3 separate regions of the Homo sapiens genome follow, and regions 2 and 3 are each linked to region 1. Evidence: chromatin loops called from intact Hi-C (ENCODE). Cell type or tissue: Caco-2. All regions are shown on one strand.

Evidence for each region. Peaks named below come from ENCODE experiments on the same cell type or tissue, not always from the same donor. Only the 100,000 strongest peaks of a DNase experiment are listed, where the experiment ranks them.
Region 2: it touches region 1 in a loop (11-fold over the local background); 9 of 110 quality-filtered maps call a loop at or near these places.
Region 3: it touches region 1 in a loop (2.6-fold over the local background); 3 of 110 quality-filtered maps call a loop at or near these places.

The regions. Positions count from the first base shown.
Region 1 is chr3:23,179,404-23,187,403 of GRCh38, reverse strand. No RefSeq gene overlaps it. Among named protein-coding and RNA genes, the nearest start is that of UBE2E2-DT, 20 kb to the left of the region's middle. In Caco-2, a CTCF peak has its summit at 3,491; a DNase peak (open chromatin) is centred at 3,483.
Region 2 is chr3:23,756,721-23,764,720 of GRCh38, reverse strand. No RefSeq gene overlaps it. Among named protein-coding and RNA genes, the nearest start is that of UBE2E1, 45 kb to the left of the region's middle. RefSeq lists a silencer at 1,406-1,455 and enhancers at 3,201-3,320, 3,421-3,470, 3,055-3,691, 3,692-4,328, 4,841-5,010. In Caco-2, no CTCF peak of the experiment used is centred here; a DNase peak (open chromatin) is centred at 3,120.
Region 3 is chr3:23,622,688-23,630,687 of GRCh38, reverse strand. No RefSeq gene overlaps it. Among named protein-coding and RNA genes, the nearest start is that of UBE2E1, 180 kb to the left of the region's middle. In Caco-2, no CTCF peak of the experiment used is centred here; a DNase peak (open chromatin) is centred at 4,067.

The DNA.
Region 1 (8,000 bases):
GTCAAAAGCCTTTGCACTGTACACTTAATATAGTTAAATGTTACTGTATATAAATTATTCTTTGAAAACGATTTAAAAAGAAAAAGTTCTGGGTGCAGTGGCTCATGCCTGTAATCCCAATACTTTGGGAGACCAAGGTGAAAGGATCACTTGAGGCCAGGAGTTCGAGACCAGCCTGGGCAACATAGTGCGACTCAGTTTCTACAAACAAACAAGACAAAACAAAACAAGAAAAACTATATGCATGAGAGATACAAAAAAGAAGATTTTCCTGGTGATTTTTTTGTTTGCTTTTGTTTGTTGTTATTTGTCATTTGTTTTGTTCACCCAAAAGGCAGAACAGAAATGTTTGTATGGGAAGAAAGAAAAAAACAAAAGGTGTGGTTCCTGAGATGCATTGCTCCAGAAGGAACTTTGGGTGACCTCACATTCTGGGGACATCCTTTGGGTGACTAGATGGCTGGAAGGAGGGGAACAGGTGCTGAAGAATGGGTGAGACAGAGGGAGGTGGGAATGGAGGATGGTGAAGACAGGCTGCCTGGTATACAGTTGCCCCGATGGCATCTGGCTGAGAGCAGTCCATTCTATTGTTACATTTCCACTGTAATTACTTTGTCTTTAGTTTTTCAATTTGTTGGACTTAACTCTTCTAAAAGGAGTGAGAAAGAATGTCAGGAGAAAATAAAAATATGCAGTGGGATAGGATGAGGGGCCAGCAACATTCAGACAGAGATTGCTTAATTATGCTGTAACCAATTTACTGCTGAGAAAGAGAAGAACGGGAAAGCCCTTAAAGGAGTAGAAAGGACAGGCTGGGCTGGTCCTGAAGCCAGGGAAGCTGATGTACCTCCATGGCTTAATCTTGTTTTTTTCTTTTTTGGGGGGTGGGGGGTCAGGGATGGAGTCTCGTTCTGTGGTACAGGCTGGAGTGCATTGGCATGATTTCGGCTCATTGCAACCTCTGCCTCCCCGGTTCAAGCAATTCTCCGGACTCAGCCTCCTGAGTAGCTGGGATTACAGGTGCCCGCCACCACACCTGGCTAATTTTTGTATTTTTAGTAGAGACGGGGTTTCACCACATTGGCCAGGCTGGTCTTGAACTCCTGACCTCAGGTGATCTTCCCACCTTGGCCTCCCATAGTGCTGGGATTACAGGTGTGAGCCACTACCCCCAGCCTCTTTTTTTTTTATTTTATTTTTTTATTTTTTTATTTATGGGTGTCAAATAGCTCTTAGAAGGGCTGTACCTTAGTTTATTTAATTTAGCATGTAAATTTTATATAACGACCTATAGCAGTGATTTTGAAACTTAAATTTGCACAAGACTCTTGTGTTGAAATGCAGACTCGTGGACTCCCTTCCTTAGACTCTGATTCAGTGGGTTTAGGATCTGCATTTTATCCTCCATGGTTTGTACACTCTGTCTCCATGGACTACATCCAGAGAAATACTGTCCTAGATCACAGGTGAGAAAGAGAAAGCATAATTTTGATGACCATATTCACACCAAGAAAAGAAATACAGAAGTGACCAAAAGAAATCTTAGATTAAGAAAAACATCAGTATTTATTTCAGTAAGATATTTGTGTGGTGTGTGTGTGTGTGTGTGTGTGTGTGTGTGTGTGTGTGTGTGTTTAGTAAGAGAGAGCTAAGAGACCTAAATAAGGTATTAGGTAGGAGGTTTGGGGTCTTCTGATGTAGTGGCTTGCAACTTATCACCCAGACCCAGACCTGGTTTTAAGGATTCTTCTCTTTACTAGTGTATGCCTCAAATTCTCTTTTCCAAAGCCCATCAAATCAGTAGCAAATGTGAAACATTTGCTGGCCTGTCCACCTAATCCATCATAGTATAATACAAAGAGATACAAAGGGATTGGGGTGGATAAAGGAAATCGATACCTGTTTCCTGTTCTTTACCTTAAGATCCTTTGTCTGGTTTCGGTGTGTCTTCAACAGAATAGGAAACGTAGCTCAAATTCCTAATCAAAATCAGATAAAACATAGGTGATAAGATATTGTGTCTCTTCTTTTAGCAGATAAAAAATTTGAATTATAAAGGGACCAAATTGTTGGAGCCCACTGCAATTTTTTAGTTACTAGACGTTTTTGTGAGCTTCATAGTCATTTATAAACCTAATCATAAGATATTTAGAGACAAAGCCAATATTACAATAGAAATTAAGGCAATTGAACAAAAAATCTGATTCTCCCCAAATTACAGATAATCCTATATACCTTACAATGTAGATTGTAAAAATTTAGGTATGATATCAAAGTCACTGCTTAGTAACATACCTAAGTCATTCCTTCAAAATCGTCATTTAGTGAAAGAGAATAAAGCCCTTTTCTTAGCCTTTGTATAGAGATGCATTTGGTATTAGATTTGATAGGAGACCCTAAGGTGGCAAAAGAAAGTCTATTTACAGCAATCTAATAAAGCTTGCGCACCCACCTCATAGCCTTCCTTTCCCACCTGCAAATAAACACCGTCACTTAAGTGTGGTTAATGTTGGCTTCCTTTCATTTTGTTTGTCATTGTAAAGCAGGTGTTGTTCCCCAAAATTGTTCTCCATAAAAGAGGGAGTTGCCAAATAACTAAGTCCTTACAGTCTTTGTCTTATTACGGGGTTCTCTCTTGAGTTTTTAATTTTGAACAGTGAAGTACTATTTGGGAATGAGATATTAGTTGAAATGAACCTCCTTAATATGAGTCTTCAATGCTGATAGATGTCATCTAATGAAATCACTAATTTTTAAAGGAGGTAAGGAAATTTAACACAGATATTGTAATTTTTAGTGGGGGTATGACCTCACAAATACTTGTATTGAAGAACATTGTTAAAAGCTCTTTCAAATCACTTTCAAAAGCAATTCAGAAAGTTATTGCATTGAGGAGATCACTAATACACTCTTCCAGGATGCACTAAAAGGAAACTTCCCTAGCATTCTGCAAATAGGCACATGTGATTTAAGATATATTCTCTAATAACAACTTCATGCATTGATTTAAAAAGTGCTGTGTTTCAAAAACTTACTTGAAGTTTATGTATTTTGAAAAATGTTGGGTGAATCCACGATTAGTTCTAGTTATGATGATGTTGTATTTTGTTAATCTAGATTAGGATTGCCCTGACCGAAAAATTATTCCTTGTCCTCGAGAGAAGTATAAATGTGTGTGTGTTTTTTGGTATGCATTTACTTACAGGAGAATGTGTTATCATGCTAAAGAAAAAAAAGAAGGATTAGTACATTCGATTTCTTTCTTCTCAAGTTGAGCATAGACAGGACAGAGAACTGGAATAATTGGGCTCAGTGCCCACCTGGGCAATAAGACACGTGGGTTTATTAAAAACTGATGAACCTCTACTCCGTGTTTTGAATTCTCCATCCATAGCCTTCCCAGTCCCTTTACCACTTTAAGGCACATGGGTTCCCTGTATGGTTTCACTCCCAGGAAAGGTAGCATCTGTGTCTTTGTTGAAGGGTTGCCCCCAAGCGGTTGGAATCTAATTTGTCTACACTTGGGGAGTTGAAAGTGCCTGGAAAGTTAAGTTTTCTCAGAGGCAGTCCCTAACCAATGACTGATGAGTGCAGAGTAGGGTAGGGGGTAATAAATGGGCAGAATACCTTGCTCCCTGGTGGGGACAACTCTGAGGAAGTACACATGCCCTCTCCAAAGGTCTCCTGTAGAACTGAGCCTATGTTACCTTCTGTAGGACTTTGCTTTTTGCTTGCTTGGCCTTCTTCCTTTCCTGATCTCACTTCCCCTGTTGGTTTGTTTTGGGACATTTCCTAATAAATTGCTTTAGTATGAATCCTCATCTCAGGGTCTATGTCTAGGAACCCCTCCTAAAACAGGTGGTTCACTGTGGACCCTCACAATTGTCTTGCTGGGTTGTGGAAGTTAGACCACACATCTGAATAAAATGAATATCGCTTCCAGAGCAGGAAACGAGATGGCTTTCCTCTTTATAGCATATGCTGCTCAGATCACTCATTCAGAATCTAGGCACTCATTCTCCCAGCTGCTGGGAGCCCTGGCAACTCACACTCTTTTGTATCAATTGCCATTAGCCAAAGGACAGCCCTTATGGCATGGCTGGCCAATGTGGGAGTTCAGGTCCAGGCCTCTGTGTTTTTATTTAGAATGGCTTTGAAGAGCTATCCTAACTCAAGAGCTCCCTGTAGTATCAGCTGAGAACTCTGTTGCAATTCATTGCAACCCATTTTTTCTCTCTGCCCAATTTTGCCTTTTTTTTTTTTAACACCCCCACATATGTTGTTCTCAGAGGCACTCTTCCATAAAACTCGTGTTAGGAAATTTCTTAGAGTCTCTTTTCTGGGGAAACAGATCTATAATATTCTCCAACCTGAAGAGAGAACCCAGAAACCTAAACTCTGAGTTCTAGGAAACAAAGGCTCAAAGAAGTGAAGTGGCTTGCCCAAGGTCACACAGCTTATAAGGATTGACAGAGTCTGACTCAAACCACCTGAGTTTGAATCTAGACCACTCCCCCTTTCCATTTGCACATAAATCACCCAAAATACATGGCTAAATTATATTTTCAAAGATAGTGAGTTATTTTTATTTTATTTATGCATGGATTCTTAAACTGCTGCATTTCAGAAACCTACTTGAAGTGAAAATTATGTATTTTGAAAAAGTGTTGGGTAAATTTTGTGTGTGTGTGTGTGTGTGTGTGTGTGTGTGTGTGTGACAGAGTTTCGCTCTTGTTGCCCAGGCTGCAGTGCAATGGTGCCATCTCAGCTCACCACAACCTCTGCCTCCCAGGTTCAAGCGATTCTCCTGCCTCAGCCTCCCAAGTAGCTGGGATTACAGGCATGTACCACCACCTCTGGCTAATTTTGTATTTTTAGTAGAGATGGGGTTTCTACATGTTGGTCAGGTTGATCTTGAACTCCCCACCTCAGGCAATCCGCCTGCTTCAGCCTCCCAAAGTGCTGGGATTACAGGCGTAAGCCACCATGCCCGGCTGGGTAAATCTTTATTATCTTTATTTTAACAGTATTTTAAAATATTGTACTTACTTGTTTTTATTTTCCCCTATAGAAAATAAGCACTAACTAAACACTCTTCAGAATGAAGGACCATTTTAACCTTTTCTCTACCAAGCACACTTCTCTTTATTTGTGCTCTCACTAAGATTGAAACAAGAGTATTCTGGGCCAGGTGCGGTGGCTCACACCTGTAATCCCAGCACTTTGGGAGGCTGAGGTGGGCAGATCACTTGAGGTCAGAAGTCCAAGACTGACCTTACCAAATAGTGAAACCTCGTCTTTACTAAAAATTAGCCAGGCATAGTGGCAGGTGCCTGTAGTCCCAGCTACTCGGGAGGCTGAGGCAGGGGAATCACTTGAACCCGGGAGACGGAGGTTGCAGAGAGCTGAGATTGTGCCATTGTACTCCAGCCTGGGCAAAAGAGCAAGACTCAGTCTCAAAAAAGAAAAAAAAAAGAGCATTCTGGCAGCCAATACTCAGATAAATATCCACAGTAATGCTGTGTGCTCTCAGGATAAGCTTCTAGGCATTGGAAGAAAGTTTCCATCATATACTAATGATAACATTTTTCTTTGGAGCAAATGCCCAAAAGAATAGCATCTCAATCAGAGAACTTTCGTTAACTACCCAGACGAGTTCCTGTTGACCACAGTTAATGATAAAAAAAATACACATAGATGTGAACACACACACAGTGGATCTGAACTATCTTCCCTTCACTAACTCACATCAAGCTCTATCAACCTATGAGCAAATAGGAGTCAATTAAAAACCTTCATTAAGTTATCTTTTGTTCCTAGCTGTTCTATGGCTGCAGAAAGTGAATAGGATTATGCCTGTTTTGCCAGATATGATGTAGTATTAATAAAAAGAAAGACATAATCTCCTCTGCTATGAAGCCTTAGAAGAAAATAACTTCCAAGGAAAATATTCTTTATATCATTTAAAATTAAGTCTGTAATATTTTATTGGTATTTATTAATACATTTCATTAGTATTGTGAAGATGGGGGAGGAAGTAGTAAAAGGGAAAAGTGGAAGGTAAGGATATAGAATGCAGAATGAGAAAGTGAGATTGATAAGGGGCCAAACCTGCTGTTGATTGGTATTCCCTAATCTAATTGTTTTTTGGCCTACTGTGGCAATTCTTTGTACTTGAGTTCAAGAAGATAGTAGTAATATTCTGCCACGGCCCAGTAGAACTTTCCTATGACTACCATGTGCAATATAATTGTCACTAGACACATGCGGCTATTGAGCACTTGAAATGAGACTAGTGCCACTGAGGAACAAACTTTAATTAAAATTTAAATTTAAATATCCGCATGTGGCCAGTGGCTACTGCATTGGACAGTGCAGCCTAAAAGTATTATCAACAAGGTGAAAATTTTATTTGTTAACATCTTTCATTAAAATTCCCTCTAGGTACAAAAATGTCTTTCTTTGGCATGGCCTGTGCTAAGCCCATTGGGTTATGTATTCTACTTTACATGTATTAACTTATTTAATTCTCAGATTAACTTATTGAGAGTTACTATTATACCCAGTTAAGAGGCAATGAGTCTGAGGCACAAATAATTTAAGTAATGCCTAAGAATCACATGGTAAGTAGAGATCCAAAGACGTGGCTGTCATCAGGTGCTAAAGGCATGCTTGTAGAAGGATAAACTGCCTGGCATAAAAAAAGGGAACATCTGAAAAGATGATTAGAGTGAGAAAGATGGAGAGAACTGGGTCTCTATGGGGTAAAAAGCCCATGAGGCTACAGGGAAGGGACTAGAGCTGTGCTATAAATAAGGTAGCCACGAGCCATGAATGGCTATTTAGATTTAAATATGTTAAAATTAAATAAAGTTAACATTTAATTTCTCAGTCACATTGGCCACATTTAAAGTGCTCAAAAGCCACATGTGGCTAGTGGCAACTGTACTAAGCAGTGCAGAACATCTCCATCATCATAGAGTTCTATCGGACAGCTCTGAGTCGAATGATAGTTCAAGGATGGCTGCATCTACATGAACACAAGAGGTGGTTTTCACGGATTTAAGTCAAACCTCTTTTTCATCTTTCCCCCAAATTGCTGGCAAAGCCCATTAAGTTCATGAATCTCTGTAGAAGTGAGTGTAAATTGAAGAAAAGGCTGCACTTCTCGCCTAGGTGAATATGACTTGGTATATGGGGTCTCTCTCAAAAGCAAGAGGCTGGAATCTGAAGTAGTCACATAAAGTAGCCAAAAGTATTATTGAGGGGTAAGGGGGGCTTTGAACTCCCATAAACTATGGAATTAATTAGAAGAGTGGTAGTGGTTTGAACCGTTTTTTTTACTAAAATTTCTGGATACTCTGACCCTCTCCACTCCACCTGACAAAATTCATGTAACCACTCCTGTAATGTGAAATGGAGAACTATTTTCTACTCTAGTCTTGATCTCAGAGTCCTTAAAATAAGGACACTGGGTCTTTTTGAAAGCCACAATTTGTGGTCTGTATGTACCTAGCCCTCCTGTTATTGATTTTAAGTTACCACACAGGTGACATCCCTGGCTCTAAATATAATAGTGGTTAGCAATCTAAGAGCAAAACACTGTTTTAAGCATTTTATATATATTAAACCTATTTAGTTCTCAGATTAACTCAAAGAGATAATGCTATCCCCATTTTAGAGATAATGAATCCAAGGTACAGAGAGATTAGGTAACTTGCCACTATTCACATAGTAAGTGGGAGAGGCAGGATTTGAATGAATTTATCCCTAGACTCCAATCAATGTCTTTCTTATGTTTCAAAAGGCAGATAATCATAGTGATTTATGTCTTGTTGGCTTGGCCCCTGAATCCCACCCATGTGTGTTGCCTTCATGGATACTTCATGGCAAGAAGAGCTGACTCAGTCGGGTGTGGTGGCTCACACCTGTAATTCCAGCACTTTGGGAGGCCGAGGTAGGTGGATCACCAGAGATTGGGAGTTCGAGACCAACCTGAC
Region 2 (8,000 bases), 580 kb before region 1:
CTCCACTGCAATTGCTCTGTAATGGCTGTTCCCATTCATGCTACACATTAATCACTCCCTATGGAAATCATGTCAGAATTAATTGAAAGCCAAGGGCACTGGGAGAAAAGGGAGGCCTGGATTTTGTGGAGCCCTGATTTGGAATGATAATACACATAAGTACAGGGAAATGGATGTGTGGAGTAAGTGCTGGGGAAACTTACCCATTCCAGCAGAAGCATTTAGCATCTTACATTCTTTTGCACAATCTTTTCTTCTCTATGGTATCACTGAGGATTTGTTGCCTATAAAAATGTGAGGGAAATTAATTAAAAGTATTTATTTTGCCCCAATTAGAGATGAACTATGGGGGGCTCTAGCAGAGAATAGCAAAGACCCCTGTGGAACTATGAGATCCCTGTAAATATTCTGAGATGCAACTACATAGCTTCAGACCCTGGAATGGGAGGGAAACCCCTGCATAGGGAGCAGTAAATTACCAACTTCTCCAGTAAATGAGAAAGTGACTCTGCTGGCCACTGGGAGCGGGGCTGCAGAAGCCCTATGAGGTTTTCTGGAGGAATCCTGCTTCCGTTCCTTCCCATTTCCCAGGTTTGGCTCAACACCGTGATCCATGGTTACTGCGACCCTCAGGAAATTGCTGCTGTGGGAGCCTCCTCTTTTCCCAATCTACCATGCATACTCTTATTAGTCTTCAGACAATAATAATAATAATAATAATAATAATTATTATTATTATTATTATTATTTTGATGGAGTCTCGCTCTGTCGCCCAGGCTGGAGTGCAGTGCGCGATCTCGGCTCACTGCAAGCTCCGCCTCCCGGGTTCATGCCAATCTCCTGCCTCAGCCTCCCCAGTAGCTGGGACTACAGGCGCCTGCCACCATGCCCGGCTAATTTTTGTGTTTTTAGTAGAGACGGGGTTTCACCGTGTTAGCCAGGATGGTCTCCATCTCCTGACCTCGTGATCCGCCCGCCTCGGTCCCCCAAAGTGCTGGGATTACAGGCGTGAGCCACCGCGCCCGGCCTCAAAAATTAATTTTGAAAATAATGATATAATCTTTAAAAGAATTGTATTTCCAGTGGGCAGCACTCGCTTGATACAGAGCAGCAGGGCCATGTAACCTGGCTTCTAAATCATCACCTCTTTGGGTCCGCACGTATTTTTTATTTTTTATTTTTCATGCTTCAAATGCACCTTTGCAGAAGGAGATGAACTGGGGGACATGTTAGCGCCTCCACGGGCCTGCTGAGCTCTGTTGGCTGCGTGTGCTAAAAATAACTGGAGAGGTTAAAAAAATGTTGAAGCAGATTTAGGGGCTCTTCTGGAAAATGAAACACAGAAGCTGGGCCCTGGGTGGTTCTATTTAAAGCCGATCATCATCTCATCCATTCCTGTGGATTTACATGCGAAGACTCTACTCCCCAGCGGCTGGCTGAGGGAAGGAGGGTCTGATCTGCGTTAGGACTCACCTCCTCCCACGACCCTCTGCAAAGCAGCAGCTGTCCAGAGAAAAAGGAGTGCGCTGGGTCTGGCAAGCAGCTCAGTTCTTTCCTTCCACAATTGTCCCTTTGAATTGAGGAAAGCGAAAATAAAGTTTTCAAGGCCAATTTCACAATTTCATCTTCTGTGAAAAGCAAAATCAACGAGGCTATGAAAAATTACAAGCAGTTAAAACACTTTCATGTCGTCTTTCCCAGAGAGAGAGAGAGAGAGAAAGAGAGGAAATCAGACTGCTTTGTTCAAAGCAACGGCCAACTCAAGCCCTTTTTTTTCTTTCTTTCTTTTCCTTTTTTTTTTTTTAAACACATCTGGTCTCAATCTTTATACACCAGTGGACAAAAGCAATTAGACAGCTCTGTTTTCCACGTCATAATAATGGAAGTCATATATTTTCCATGGCTGTCTCATTTGGTTACCCAGCTCTGCAGAAATGGACTAAATGGAATTTAAAATGTGGGTCTTTTCTTGACAGTGTTGTTAGTGACCTGAGGGATAAGTGCTCCAGCATCTTCTAGAACCACCAGAAGTGAAAGAATAGATATTGCAAGTGTAGGCAAATAAACCTCAACGTAATTTACATGCCTGTGGGACAGGCCCTTCACAATCCTGTCTTTCCAACAAGCCCGGGGGGACAGGGATGCCTTTTTAGGATGGGTTCAGATTTGGAACGATCTCTTGACAAATCTGCTAGAGGATGCTAGAGGAGCTTTCATTTAAGGTGAAACTTCCGCTTTCTCATTGTATTGGTGAGAATTCTCTTGGTTGCCAGGGAGAGTCAACCTAACCCAGCCTGAGTAAAACAGAGAATTGGTTCGTATAACTAACCATAAGAAGACGAATCTGGTCAGACTCAACTGATTCCGAGGCTTCTTGCAATGCTATCTTCTTTTCTGCTCCCTCCACCTCTCCCGAGATTAGCAACTCCAAGAAAAGGATTGGCTTGGTATCAACAGTTCCAGCAATAATTCTGTAGTTATTCTCACTAAGTCAGGTGCCCATCCTTAAAATGGCTACAGGCTTGGGTCAGTGGTCCATTCCTGAAGATGAGAGTGGGGTCTGCTCCATCAAACCACAGGACTGAGATTGGGTAGGGCCTGACTCCACGAAAGAAAATTGTGTTTCAGCTTCAAAAGAAGAAGGGATGGATGCAAGATGCCATAGCTAGCCTATGTGGGACCCTTGTGAGTTGGAAACAGGCACCCCCTCCAGGCTGATGCAGACCTATGCCCCCACTTCTTGGGGAGCAGATGGCACCTTTGACCTGCCTTCCTCTGGGCAGAAGAAAACCCACACCTAGGACAGATAGTTGAGTGAGCAGAACTAAAGGTGGATATTGACTCAATTGACTCCTTGGCAGGACAACATTGTGCTGTGTGACAGACACCTGAACACTGTAAGTGGTGGCACTGGTGGGCAGGAAAACCAACATATGTCCTCCACATCCACCCCCAACCATTCTAAAATAGATGCCTTACCCCAAGTTTTCTTGCCTGACGTGCTTAAACTGTGGCTTATTCATTAGAACGTGCACATCAGCCATTTTACAACTAAATGTTTGCTCAAACTTGGGTGTGTGATGTTAACCCATAGAGGGAGCACTGGGATGGAAAAGTCCAGACCTGGGGCCCAGGAGGCCTGGGATTGATTGCAGCTCTGTGTTTACTATGAGGGCATACTTGCTGTAGTCCTGAGGCTTTTTTAGATATCAGCTTCCTCATTTGTAGGATAAGGGGACCCTTCCCAAAATCCTTCCTTCCTACTCAAGGTCCAGATTAGAAGGAGGCCTGTGGTTTGGGGGTCTTTCTTTTCTCCCAGTTTCCCACTGTTTGTGCCAACAAGTATAATTCTACCTCCAGCCCCCTTCCCCCAGCTGGTCTCCTCAGAAGAAGTTGGTGAAGTTGGTGGTTTTACCGCATTTAGTCGGTTTTACCGCATTTAGTTGGTGGTTTTACCGCATTCACAACAAGAAGTTGTGAAGTTGCTGGTTTTACCGCATTTAGTCACATTTGATCACCTCCAGCTCCCCCTTCAGCAGGTTGTAATTTCCCTCCCAAAAGACATTGGTGATACACAAACCCCCTTTTGCCTGTTAGGCAAATTAGCACCCACTCACCAACCTGGGCCCCTGCAGAAGCTGGCTGGGGACAAACACAATGCATTTGAAAGACCTGAAAATGCAAAGCTCAGCAGTGGCTGACTTCTGTCCCGTGAGGGTCAGGCCCTCTCAGCCTGAGCAGAGGGAGGGCCATTAAACAGGGGCATCTGCAGCAGAGGAAGGGACCCTGCCCTGTAAACCCAACGTTTCCTGCTGCAGGGGGCCCCTGCCAGTGCTGAGAATAGACTTACAGGGAAGAAGTATTCTTCATCATCTTATATGCGGGCACTTAACAGCCTCTTTGCATTTGCCAACCACAAATTCTAGCGCCAAGCACAGAACCCCACACATATCCTATCTCCTCTGTTAGTCTATCAGAACCAAATTTCCTTTTAGGTCATTGTGCCTGGCCCCCGCCACTTTGGCCTGCAATAGTGAGGGCAGAGTGACTAGGTTCATCTCTGCCAGAGCTGCTGGGGGAGGGCTTGGGGACCATGTAAAATGTTCTTTGGGGTGAGTTAGTCTGCTTCTATCTTACCACTCACAGTCAAATTGGTCTTCCAAGGCCTAGAGACTCTGAGTGGGGTTAATCAATGCCTATGGGTGCCACTGGGTGCCACTAGTGGAATATTTTGGGGTCCAAACAACCAGTCATACACATAAAAAAGACCTGTTAATAATTTCTGCTTTATCATTCAGTGTCTTTGGGAGTTCAGAGCATACACAGGGAAATATAATAATGCTGATGCCTATATTTATAGAATACCATTCTGTCCTCATAGCGCTTTTATAGCGTGGATAGTTTAGTAGTTAAATGCTTGAAGTAAATCTTGACTCCTCCAAAGACTAAGAAAACTTCAGTACATTACTTAACATCCTGGAGCCTCTGTTTGCTTCTCTGTAAAATGCAAGATAATAACAGCCTTTACCTTTACAAGTCTGGGGAGAGTTAATTGCAGTGGTCTATGTTAAGCTCTCAACACATGGTCAGACATAGAATGATGGTTCAATACATGTTAGTGACTACTTTTTTTTTTTTTTTTTTTTTTTTGAGACAAAGTTTTGCTCTTGTTGCCCAGGCTGGAGTGCAGTGGCGCAATCTCAGCTCTCCAAAACCTCCACCTCCTGGGTTCAAGCGATTCTCCTGCCTCAGCCTCCCTAGTATCTGGGATTACAGGCGCCCACCACCATGCCCAGCTAATTTTTGTATTTTTAATAAGGACAGGGTTTTGCTATGTTGGCCAGGCTGGTCTTGAACTCCTGACCTCAGGTGATCTGCCCACCTCGGCCTCCCAAAGTGCTGGGATTATAGGCGTGAGCCACCACACCCAGCCATGACTACTATTATTATCCATGAACTCATTTGACTATAAGAATGACTTGTTGTGAAGTTGGTTGGACTGGGATATTTTCCTCTTCTGATAAGTGAGGAAAGTGAGATCAGAAAGTAAAAAGCAAGCATGGGGCCAGAGGAAGCGAAGGAGAGAGAGAGGGGCTCATAGGATTGGGAGATGGCTAACACGAGCAAGGAGCATCTAAGGGGACAGGCCCACCCTCTTGCCACAGCAGCTTTAAGTTTCCTACTGTATGCAAGGGAGGGGTCCTGACCTGCAGAATACTGACACCAAGATAAAGTCATTTAAATTAAACCTACTTACTGAAGGGACTGAAACTTTACAGTAAATAGAGGGGAAAAAAATAGATTAGCATTTTATTTTGAAAAAAAGGACACCTTGGCCAGGTGCGGTGGCTCACAACTGTAATCCCAGCACTTTGGGAGGCCGAGGTGGGTGGATCACCTGAGGTCAGGAGTTCAAGATCAGCCTAGCCAACATGGTGAAACCCCGTCTCAACCAAAAATACAAAAAAATTAGCCGGGCGTGGTGACGGGCACCTGTAATCCCAGCTACTAGGAAGTCTGAGGCAGGAGAATCGCTTGAACCCTGGAGGCAGAGGTTGCTGTGAGCCGAGATGGCGCCACTGCACTCCAGCCTGGGTGACAGAATGAGACTCTGTCTCAAAATAAATAAATAAATTAATTAATTTAAAAAAAGAGGACACAAAAAATTTTGAAAATAACTTCACCTTCTAACAAAGTTTAGATCATGGTTTAGGCTATGTGCTAATTATTAGAACAAAGAATCTAAACTTTTTTTTCTGACAAAATTGAATGGTATCCTTCACTTCATTTTTGACTTTTATTTCACATTCATAAAGAAGGTCATTTTTTTTCCCCACAAAGGTATTTGACAGCCTTATCAATTTTTAAAGGAGTTTTCTGAACCCTTGTCATTTACATTGTCTTCTCCCCCTGGTCTATTTTCTCCTGGGTAGCTGTTATCTGGTCTCAAGGCTTTGAGCAGTCCTGCTATGTTACTTTCATGAACTCCATGAAACCCTGAGACTTTGCAAGATTTGCAAGTTCGTTTTGTGAACCAATCTGCATTGAATTTGAATGATAATTTTGGAGGTGCTACAAACCACAGAGGTGTCAATGAGATGGGTGAGAACGGCTGTGGAATAGGAAGAGACTTTATTTGTGTATAGGCTGTGTCATATTCCCTTAGCAAATAGTTTCATATTATAATAATTTTTGCTTCATAAGCAAGTCATAACTGTAGGCACTTGGGTAACAAATACTCAGATAACAACCATCCCTTGTACAGGAATGCAGCACATTTTTTTTTTAATAAACACAGATTTCTGTGGACAGAAATGTGGTTAAAAGTCTTTTCCATCAGTGGGATGGCTGAGATATCAGACAGAGCAAACAAGTAACGATAGTAACAGATTATATATAACACAATGAATAAAATAAGAAACCATAGGCCGGGCGCAGTGGCTCAAGCCTGTAATCCCAGACTTTGGGAGGCCGAGGCGGGAGGATCACGTGAGATCAGGAGTTTGAGACCAGCCTGGCCAACATGGTGAAACCCCATCTCCACTAAAAATACAAAAATTAGCCGGGTGTGGTGCTGCGCACCTGTAGTCCCAGCTACTCTGGAGGCTGAGGCAGGAGAATTGCTTGAACCCAGGAGGCAGAAGTTACAGTGAGCTGAGATGGTGCCACTGCACTCCAGCCTGGGCAACAGAGCAAGACTCTGTCTCAAGAAAAAAAAAAGAGAAAAGAAAAGAAAAAAAAAGAAACCACTAGCTCATTCTGATATAAATAAAAATTCAATTAAATGTTTGATGGGGAATGAAATATTTACATAGTTTCAAGGATTTCCACAAAATACTTATGAAAGGGAAAAGAGTCACTTTGTAGCAATGAGTCTGACAGACACCACTTTATCAAGGGGTCTAAGTGAGCATCCCCCAGAATAGGATGAATGGAAACTGTACCCCACACAATAAGAAGAATCCAGCTTCACTTCTGCAATATTCCTGTCTAAATCTAAACAAGAGAAAACCAAAATTGAGGGCATTCTACATGTTTGGCCTATAGTCTTTAAAAATGTCAGAAGACACGCTGGGTGCAGTGGCTCACGCCTGTAATCCCAGCACTTTGGGAGGCCGAGGAGGGTAGTTAACTTGAGGCCAGGAGTTTGAGGCCAGCCTGGCCAACAGGGCGAAACCCCATCTCTACTAAAAATACAAAAAAATTAGCCAGGCCTGGTGGCGGGTGCCTGTAATCCCAGCTACTTGGGAGTCTGAGGCAGGAGAATGGCTTGAACCCGGAGGCGGAGGTTGCAGTGAGCCAAGATCACACCATTGCACTCCAGCCTGGGTGACAGAGCAAGATTCTGTCTAAAAAAAAAATTACTGTAATCCCAGCACTTTGGGTGGCCGGCTGAGGCAGGTGGATCACGAGGTCAGGAGTTCAAGACCAGCCTGGCCAAGATGGTGAAACCCCATCTCTACTAAAAATACAAAAAGTTAGCTGGGTGCAGTGGCAGGTGCCTGTAGTCCCAGCTACTCAGGAGGCTAAGGAAGGAGAATTGCTTGAACCAAGAGGGTGGAGGTTGCAGTGAGCCAAGATCGTGCCACTGCACTCCAGCCTGGGCGACAGAGTGAAACTCTGTCTCAGAAAAAAAAAATTACAAAAATTAGCTGGGTGTGGTGGCACACGCCTGTAAGTCCAGCTACTTGGGAAGCTGAGGTGGCAGAATCGCTTGAACTCCTGGAAGTGGGAGATTGCAGTGAGCTGAGATCGTGCCACTGCACTCCAGCCTGGGCGACAGAGTGAGACTCTGTCTCAAAAAAAAAAAAAAAAAAAGTCAAGGACATAAAAATTAAAGAAAGAATAAGGAGCTGTTCCAGACTGAAGGAGCCCAAAAAGCCATGGCAGCTGGGTGCAACACGGGATTTTGAACTGAATCCACTTGCTATAAAAATGACATTGTGGGGATTGCTGGCAAAACTTGAAAGGGGCCCAAGGATTTGTAGTAATGTATCAGT
Region 3 (8,000 bases), 440 kb before region 1:
ACGGGGTTTCACGATGTTGGCCAGGCTGGTCTCGAACTGCCGACCTCAGGTGATCCGCCCTCCTCCGCCTTCCAAAGTGCTGGGATTACAGGCATGAGCCACCACGCCCAGCTTCCTTTCTCCTCTCCTCCCCTCTCCTCCCTACCCCTCCCTTCCTCTCCTTCCCTCCTTCCCTTCCTCCCTCCCTCCCTCCCTTCCCTTCCTCCCTCCTTCTTTCCTTCCTTCCACTTCTTTTTCTTTCTTTCTCTTTCTTCTTCTTTCTTTTCTTTCTTTCTTTCTTTCCCTTCCTTCCCTTTCTTCCTTCCTTCCTTCCTTTCTTTCTGTCTTTCTTTCTCTTTCTTCTTTTTTTCTTTCTTTCTTCTTTCTCTCTTTCTTTTCTCTCTCTCTCTTTCTTTCCCTCCCTCTCTCTCTCTCTCTTTCTTTCTTTCTTTCCCTTCCTTCCTTTTCTTTCTTCCTTCCTTTCTTTTCTTTTCTTTTCTTTCTTTCTTTCTTTCTTTCTTTCTTTCTTTCTTTCTTTCTTTCTTTCTTTCTTTCTTTCTTTCTTTCTTCCTCTTTCTTTCTCTTCCGTTCTTTCTTCTTTCTTTCTTTCCCTATCATTGGCTCTTATTTTTAGTACAGGGTCTTACTCTATCACTTAGGCTGGAGTACAGTGGGCCAAGACAGGTTACTGCAGCCTTGACCTCCTGGGCTCAGGTTATTCTCCTGCGTCAGTCTCCCAAGTAGCTGGGAACACAGGTGTGCACCACCATGCCTGGCTAATTCTTTTATTTTATTTTTTTGTAGAGATGGGGTCTTGGATTCCTGGCCTCAAACAATCCTCTTGAGTCAGTCTTCCAAAGTGCTGGGATTACAGGCATGAGTCACTGTGTCTGGCCCTGAAATTTTTATCTTACCACCTGGCACCAGAATTCCTCTTAAGGAGAGAATAGTGTTTGTTTTGGAAAAACAACTTGATAAGCCACTTCAACTTGGGGTTGAAGGTGGGACCTTGAGAGCTGAGTGTTGGCAGGAGTTCAAGTATCAAAGAGACAGAATTACTCTGCTCTGCATGAGAAATTGGAGGGGGAAAGTGAAGAACAGAGACAAGAGAGAGGATAAGAAAAAGAGAAGCCTGAATTGGTGGGAGGCTAGGCTTACCCAGGGTGAAGGGTGTTTCTGGTAGGAATGCGTTCAGCAGCAAGTTATAGAAAATGGGACAAGGGTACAGACAATTAGGAGCTTATTTTTCTCTGATAGCAAGTAGTCCAGAGGAAGTTGGTTTTTGGCTGTGGTTCAGTAATGGTGTTGTGGCCTCACAGACTTCCAGCTACAGGGAGCATAACTGACCAAGGGCGTCAGCCATTGCGCTTTAAAATCTATTGCAATGTTTGTGCAAAAGCCATGCATTCCATGGGTGGCTCCCAACCAGTGGTTTATGCGGCAGGGATACCAAGGCCAATCCACTCCTGGAAGACCTGGGACTCCTCTGACAGTCACGTTTGGCTTGAAGACTCCTGGATGGCTTTGCTGAACTTGCCTTAGACTATACAGCAGTCTAAGATGCCTTCACCCAATCTTCTCTCCCTCTCTTCTTCAGTTGGATAGAGTAAGACATCATCAAAATCTGGTGGCTCTCCTAGTCTTATTTGGCCCCCTCCCTATTTTCCCTTATACAGGCATATCCCCTAATCAGATCTTTGCCCATTTACTCCTATCTAGGCATTTGCTTCCTGAAGAACTTAAACTGACACCATTGGTAACGCTGAGATTTCTCTGGGCTTTCTCCCATGGTTGCAAAAAGGCCACCAGAGTTTGTACCATTACACCCATCTTCAAAAGCAGAAGAAGGAACGAAGAAAAAAAAAACTGTACCCGAGCTGGGCATGCTGGCTCACACCTGTAATCCTGGCACTTTGGGAGGCTGAGGTGGGTAGATCACTTGAAGTCAAGAGTTTGAGACAAGCCTGGCCAACATGGTGAAAACTCGTCTCTACTAAAAACACAAAAATCAGCCAGGCATGGTGGCAGGCACCTGTAATCCCAGCTACTCAGGAGGCTAAGGCAGGAGAATTGCTTGAACCTAGGAGGTGGAGGTTCCAGTGAGCCGAGATCATACCACTGTACTCCAACTTAGGCAACAGAGCTAGACTCTGTCTCAAAAAAACAAAAAACAAAAAAAACCAAAACCAAAAACCAAAACCAAAAAAACAAACAAACAACCAAAAAAAACAAGCTGTACCCATTACATCCAACTCTTTTATCAGAAAAACAAAAGCTTTCACAGTAGCCTCCACAGACTCATATCCTCACATCTGATGAAGTTAATTGGAGCATCCTTTCTTGAGCATCTTAACTGTCACACGAGGCATTGAAGAAACAGGTCAACACATGTAAGAATTACTTCTGAGAGCACATCACACACTAAAAGAAATTGCCTCCAAAAGAGTATTTTGTGTCATAATTCAACATTTCGTGTATTCATTCTTGTCTGCAGTGTGCAAGAGCTCTGCCAGAATGTGTGTAATTTGGGGAATATTCAGTATTGTTTAAAAATGAAATGTTTTTATGAACACTCAAACCCCAAATGATTTTCCTAACACTAATGACACTAATAAAGCCTTTACCATATAGCTGTTTGCTCAGAGGGCTGAGGAAATTTAAAGACAACTGTGTATTGCAACAGCTCCTGGAAAAAACCCCTGTATTTAATTTTGTAGCTTTTAAAGCTTCATTAGAGCATTTATCATTTTGTGTAAGAAACCAAGAAAACCATCAAAAAGCCATCTGACCTGTATAAAATGCTTTCTTGAATAAGCCCTTAAAAATAGTAAGATCACAGGAAATTATTAAAATGTATCTTTCCCAAGAAATTTGTAATTGGTAGAATTTATCCTACCAAAATGCCAGCTAGTATAGGCCTTTAAAACACAAGCTGCTCTTTGGAAAATATAATTTTGGATTCCACAAATATTTATTTAGAAACTTCCACATGCCAGGTGCTGGATTAAGATTTGAATGAACCACACAGAGTTCTCCATCTTCAGGGAACCGTCTTCCAGTGGGGTTGCTATGATTTGATATGTCCCCTAAATTTTGTGTGTTGGAAACTCAATCCCCAAATCCACATGTTGACTGGAGATGGGGCTTTTGGGAGCTAATTATGTTTGGATAAGGTCATCAGTGTGGAAACGCTGTGATGGAATTGGTGACTTCATAAGAAGAGGAGAAGAGAGCTGAGTGAGCTGATGCACACACGCTTGCACTCCTGCCACATGATCCCCTCCGCCATGTAATCATGCAGCACAAAGGCCCTCGCCAAATACTCTCAGACTTCCCAGTCTCTGAAACTGTGAGAAATAAATTTCTTCCTTTCTATATTACCCAGTCTCATGTATGGTTATAGCAACATAAAACAGACTAAGACAGAAAACTGGCATGGAGAAGTGGGACTCTTGGTAATAATTAATATTTGAAAATGTAGAAGCAACTTAGGAACTGGGAAGAAGCTGGAACAATTTTGAAGTAAATGCTGGAAAAATGTTGTATTGCCATAAATGGAACATTAAGGGTGATTCTGGTGAGGGTTCAAAAGAAAAGAAGACTAGGGAAAGTCTGCAACTTCTTAGAGTGAAGTGGTGTGACTAGAACATTGGTGGAAATATGGGCAGTAAAGGCCACTCTGATGAAGTCTCAGGCAGAATGGAGGAATAAGATATTGGAACTGGAGTAAGGGTCATCCTTATGACATTGTGGCAAAGAAGCTGGCTGAACTATGTCCATACCCAAGGGCCTTAGAGAAGATGGAACTTAAGAACAATGAACTAGGTTACCTGGTAGGAGAAACATCTAAGCAGCAAAGCACTCAGGCTACTGCATGGCTACTTTTAATACTTATTGTAAGATATGAGAGGAAACAGAAGGAAAAAAATTTGGAAAATGTGTAGCCTGGCCACATGAAGTACTCTTCATGTGCAAATACAAAGGAGCCAGAGGCTATTCATCAAGATAGGAAAAGAATGACTCCAAAGGCATTTCAGAGACCTTTGAGGCTGCTCCTCCCATCACAGGCCCAGAGCTCTAGGAGATGAGAATGGTTTCAGGGGACTGACCTGGGTAACCTCCATGGGCTTCCTGCCTAGGGCTGCCTCAGATCTGTGCTTCAGATCCGTAGAACCAACAGCATGCAGTTCCAGCCTGAGAAAACCACAGGCACCCAACTCCAACCCTCAAGGACTGAAGTGTGAGCGCATTCTGGTGTTCCTTGACCACCCCAGCCATGGCTCAAGCAGGTCCAGGTGTGACTAGACCCATAATTCCAGAAGGTACAAGCCAGAAACTTTGGTAATATCCACAGGGTGCTAATTCTGCAGACACACAGAATGCAAGAGCTGTGGGGCATAGCTTCCTCTGTGTAGATTTCAAAGGATGTCATGAACAGCATGGCTGCCCAGGCAGACTTGTTACAGGGCAGGACCACCACAGAATCCCTACTTAGGCAATGCCAAGCAGAACTGTGAGGTCGGAGATGCTACAGAGAGTCCCCACTAGGGCAATGCCTAGTGGAGTAGTGGAAGCACGGTCACCACAGAGTCCCACTGGGGTAATACCTAATGGAGCCATGGGAGCAGGACCGCTGCCAAGACCAGATCCGTAGAACCAACAGTGTGCAGTTCCAGCCTGAGAAAGCCACAGGCACCCAACTCCAACCCTCAAGGACTGAAGTGTGAGCAGAGCCCAGGTATGCTGTGAGAGTAGCGCTGTTGCCCAAGGCTTTGGGGACTCAACCCCCACACCAGTGTGCCCAGAATGCAGGACATGGAATCAAGAGAGAATATTCTCCAGCTTTAAGACTTAATGTTGTTTTCCCTTCTGTGTTTTGGGCTTCCTTGGGATCGGTTACCCCCTTTTCTTGCCTCTTTCCCCATTTTGGAATAGAAATGTCTATCTTATGCCTGTCTCACCATTGTATTCTGAAAGTAGATAACTTGTTTACTTTTACATGTCCACAGCTAGAGGGGACTTTATCTCAAGAAGAATTATGCTTTAAGTCTCACCCATATATGCTTCACATGAGACACCAGACTTTGAACTTTTGAGTTGGTGCTGGAACAAGTTAAAACTTTGGGGCTATTGGGATGGAGTTAACGTATTTTGTGTGTGAGAAGGACATAAATTTTGGAAGCCAGGGGTGGAATGCTATGGTTTGCATGTGTCCCCTAAATTTCATGTGTTTGAAACTTAATCCCCAAATCCATATTTTAATTGGAGGTGGGGCCTAGGGGAACTTATTAGGATAAGATAAGTTCACCAGGGTGGAGACCCCAGGACAAAACTGATGGCTTTATAAGAAGAGGAGAAGAGGTCTGAGCTGGCATGCATGCTCTTGTCTTCTTGTCATGTGATGCCCTCCACCATGTTATGACACAACAAGAAGGTCCTCACCAGATGCTGGCACCATGCTCTTGGACTTCCCAGCCTCTAGAACTGTGATAAATACATTTATTTTCTTTATAAATTACTCAGTTTATGGTATTGTGTTATAGCCTCAGAAAACAGACTAAGGTGAGGGAAAGATAATAAGCAACTGAGTAAATAACAAACAAATTAGAACATGCAGCAGGTGCCACAAAGGAGAAAAGCTGGAACTGTGGTAGATTGGTCAAGAATGGCATTTCTCAGAAAGTGATAGGGAAAGAACTCTGAGAAGAGGGGACTTCCCTTGGTGTGTACTGGAAAAAAGAGAAAGCTAGAGGACTTACCTGGGAGAGGCAAAAACTGGGGTGAGATGTGATCTGATTTGTGTTGTGGAAGTGAACCGACAGAAAAGCAGGAAGCTACCCGTGGATGACATCTCTGGACTTAGAGAGAAGTCAGTGAACTTGCTTCCTCTAAGGTGCAAAATGGTCCTGAGGACAAATGCAGCTATCCTGGCTACTGTTATTCCTGGAAGTAATAAACTGACCTTTGTCTCTCACTCAGGATTTCATGCCTTCTGTCAGCACACAAAAAACTATGGCGGACTAATTTGCAAATAGGGGTAAAATCTCACATTTTGATGGTTCTCTGTTCCAACCATAATCTGGACTCTCCCTTAACCCTGTCATGTCTCCACACACAAATCTCACTGCTCCCCAAGTCCTGCCCATCTGAGTAAGTGACATCACTAACCACCTAGATGCTCAATCCTGAAACCTGAGACTCATTGTTAGTTTCCACCCACACATTCACTCCCTCAGCACATCTTGTTGGTCCACCAAGAACATGAGGGCAAACCCAACTCCATTCATGCTTTTGAAGCCTTTGCCATGTCTTGCTTACATTCCACTGGCTAAAACAAGTCATGTGACCCAGCCTAAAGTCAAAGAGCAGGGAAATAGACTCACTTCTTTAGTGAAAAGAACTACAAAGTCACATGGCAAACAGCATGGGCACAGGGAGGGGTGATAAATTTGGGACATTAATAAAATCTATCACAAGCACTAAAGTGAATTTTTTTTTTTTTGCTGAGGAGAAGTCTGTTGTTCAAAATAGTCCACAGACTTAACATAGCATCTACTCTGACTTCAAAAGGGCTTTTTGAGAAACTGCCAAGAAGGAAGGCTATTTGCCAATAGAGTCCTCAGCAGAGCTGGACATAGGGTATTTTCTGGGGCCTATCTGTCGGAAACACAATGGCAGTCAATGCCTGGCTCTAGAAGTCTTACATCACCACAAACCTCCTTGTCTTCTGGCTTTGAGGTCTGGCTCAGACACAGAGCATGCCAGCAGGAGTGGACACTCTGGGCCAGTGATTCCCAAAGCCTAATAAACCTGTCACTGGCGGTATATGAGATGTTGATTTTAGGCATGTGTTAGCTTAGACTCATGTAGTCAAAATAAATGTCATTTAAAAAAATATTTTACTTTCTATTTTTTTTTTTTTTTTTTGACAGGGTCTTGCCCTGTCGCCCAGGCTGGAGTTCAGTGGAGCAATCACGGCTTACTGCACTTGACCTCCTGGGCTCAAGTGACCCTTCTACCTCAGCCTCCCTAGTAGCTGGGACCATGACTGGCTAATTTATTTTTATTTGTTGTAGAGACAGAGACTCCTGTCTAGCCCAGGCTGGTCTTGAACTCTTGTGCTCAAGTGATCCTCCTGCCTTGGCCTCCCAAAGTGCTGGGTTTATAGGCATGAGCCACCATGTCTGGCTCTTTTAAATTTTTGACAACTTTATTGAGGTATAATTTACATGCCATAATATTTACCCAATTTAAATATATAATTTGCTGAGTTTTAGTAAATATATACAGTTGCACGACCATCACTACAATCCAGTTTTAGAATACTTCAATTATCCCAAAAAGTGTTCTCAATTTCTCTTGTACACACATATAGTCAATCTAGAGTTCTACTGTATCCCCAGGCAACCACGGATCTACTTTCTATCTGTATGAATTTGCCCTCAATTTTCATGTAAATTGAATCCTAAAATATGTGGTCTTTTTGAGTTTGGTTTCCTTCAGTTCATTTTTGAGATTCACCCACATTGTTGCATATATCAGTAGTTTGTGTCTTTTCATTGCTGAGCAGTTGTCCACTGTTTTAAACACATAACCATCTTTGTTTTTAAGAGAGGGCTGGTCTGGGTTCAGAGTCTTGGTAATTAAGAGTATCTAGCCAAAATTCAATGACATTGTTTAGGTTTTATCTTATTTATTTTCAGGGTATTTTCTATTTATAGCATGTGGTACTGGTTTTCCATAAATGGTTGTGTATTAGTTATCTGTTGCTGCATAACAAATAACTCCAAAACTTAACAGCTTAAAATAATAAGCATTTGTTACTTACCATGTACTGAATGTTTATTTTGCCCCAAAAGTCACATGTTGAAATATGAACCCCAAGGTGATAATATTAGGTGAGACCTTTGAGAGGTGATTAGGTCATGAAGGCAGAGCCCTCATGAAAGAGACTAGTGCCCTTATAAAGGATACCCCAGAGAGATCCCTTGCCCCTTCTGTGATGGGAGGTTATAGCAAAA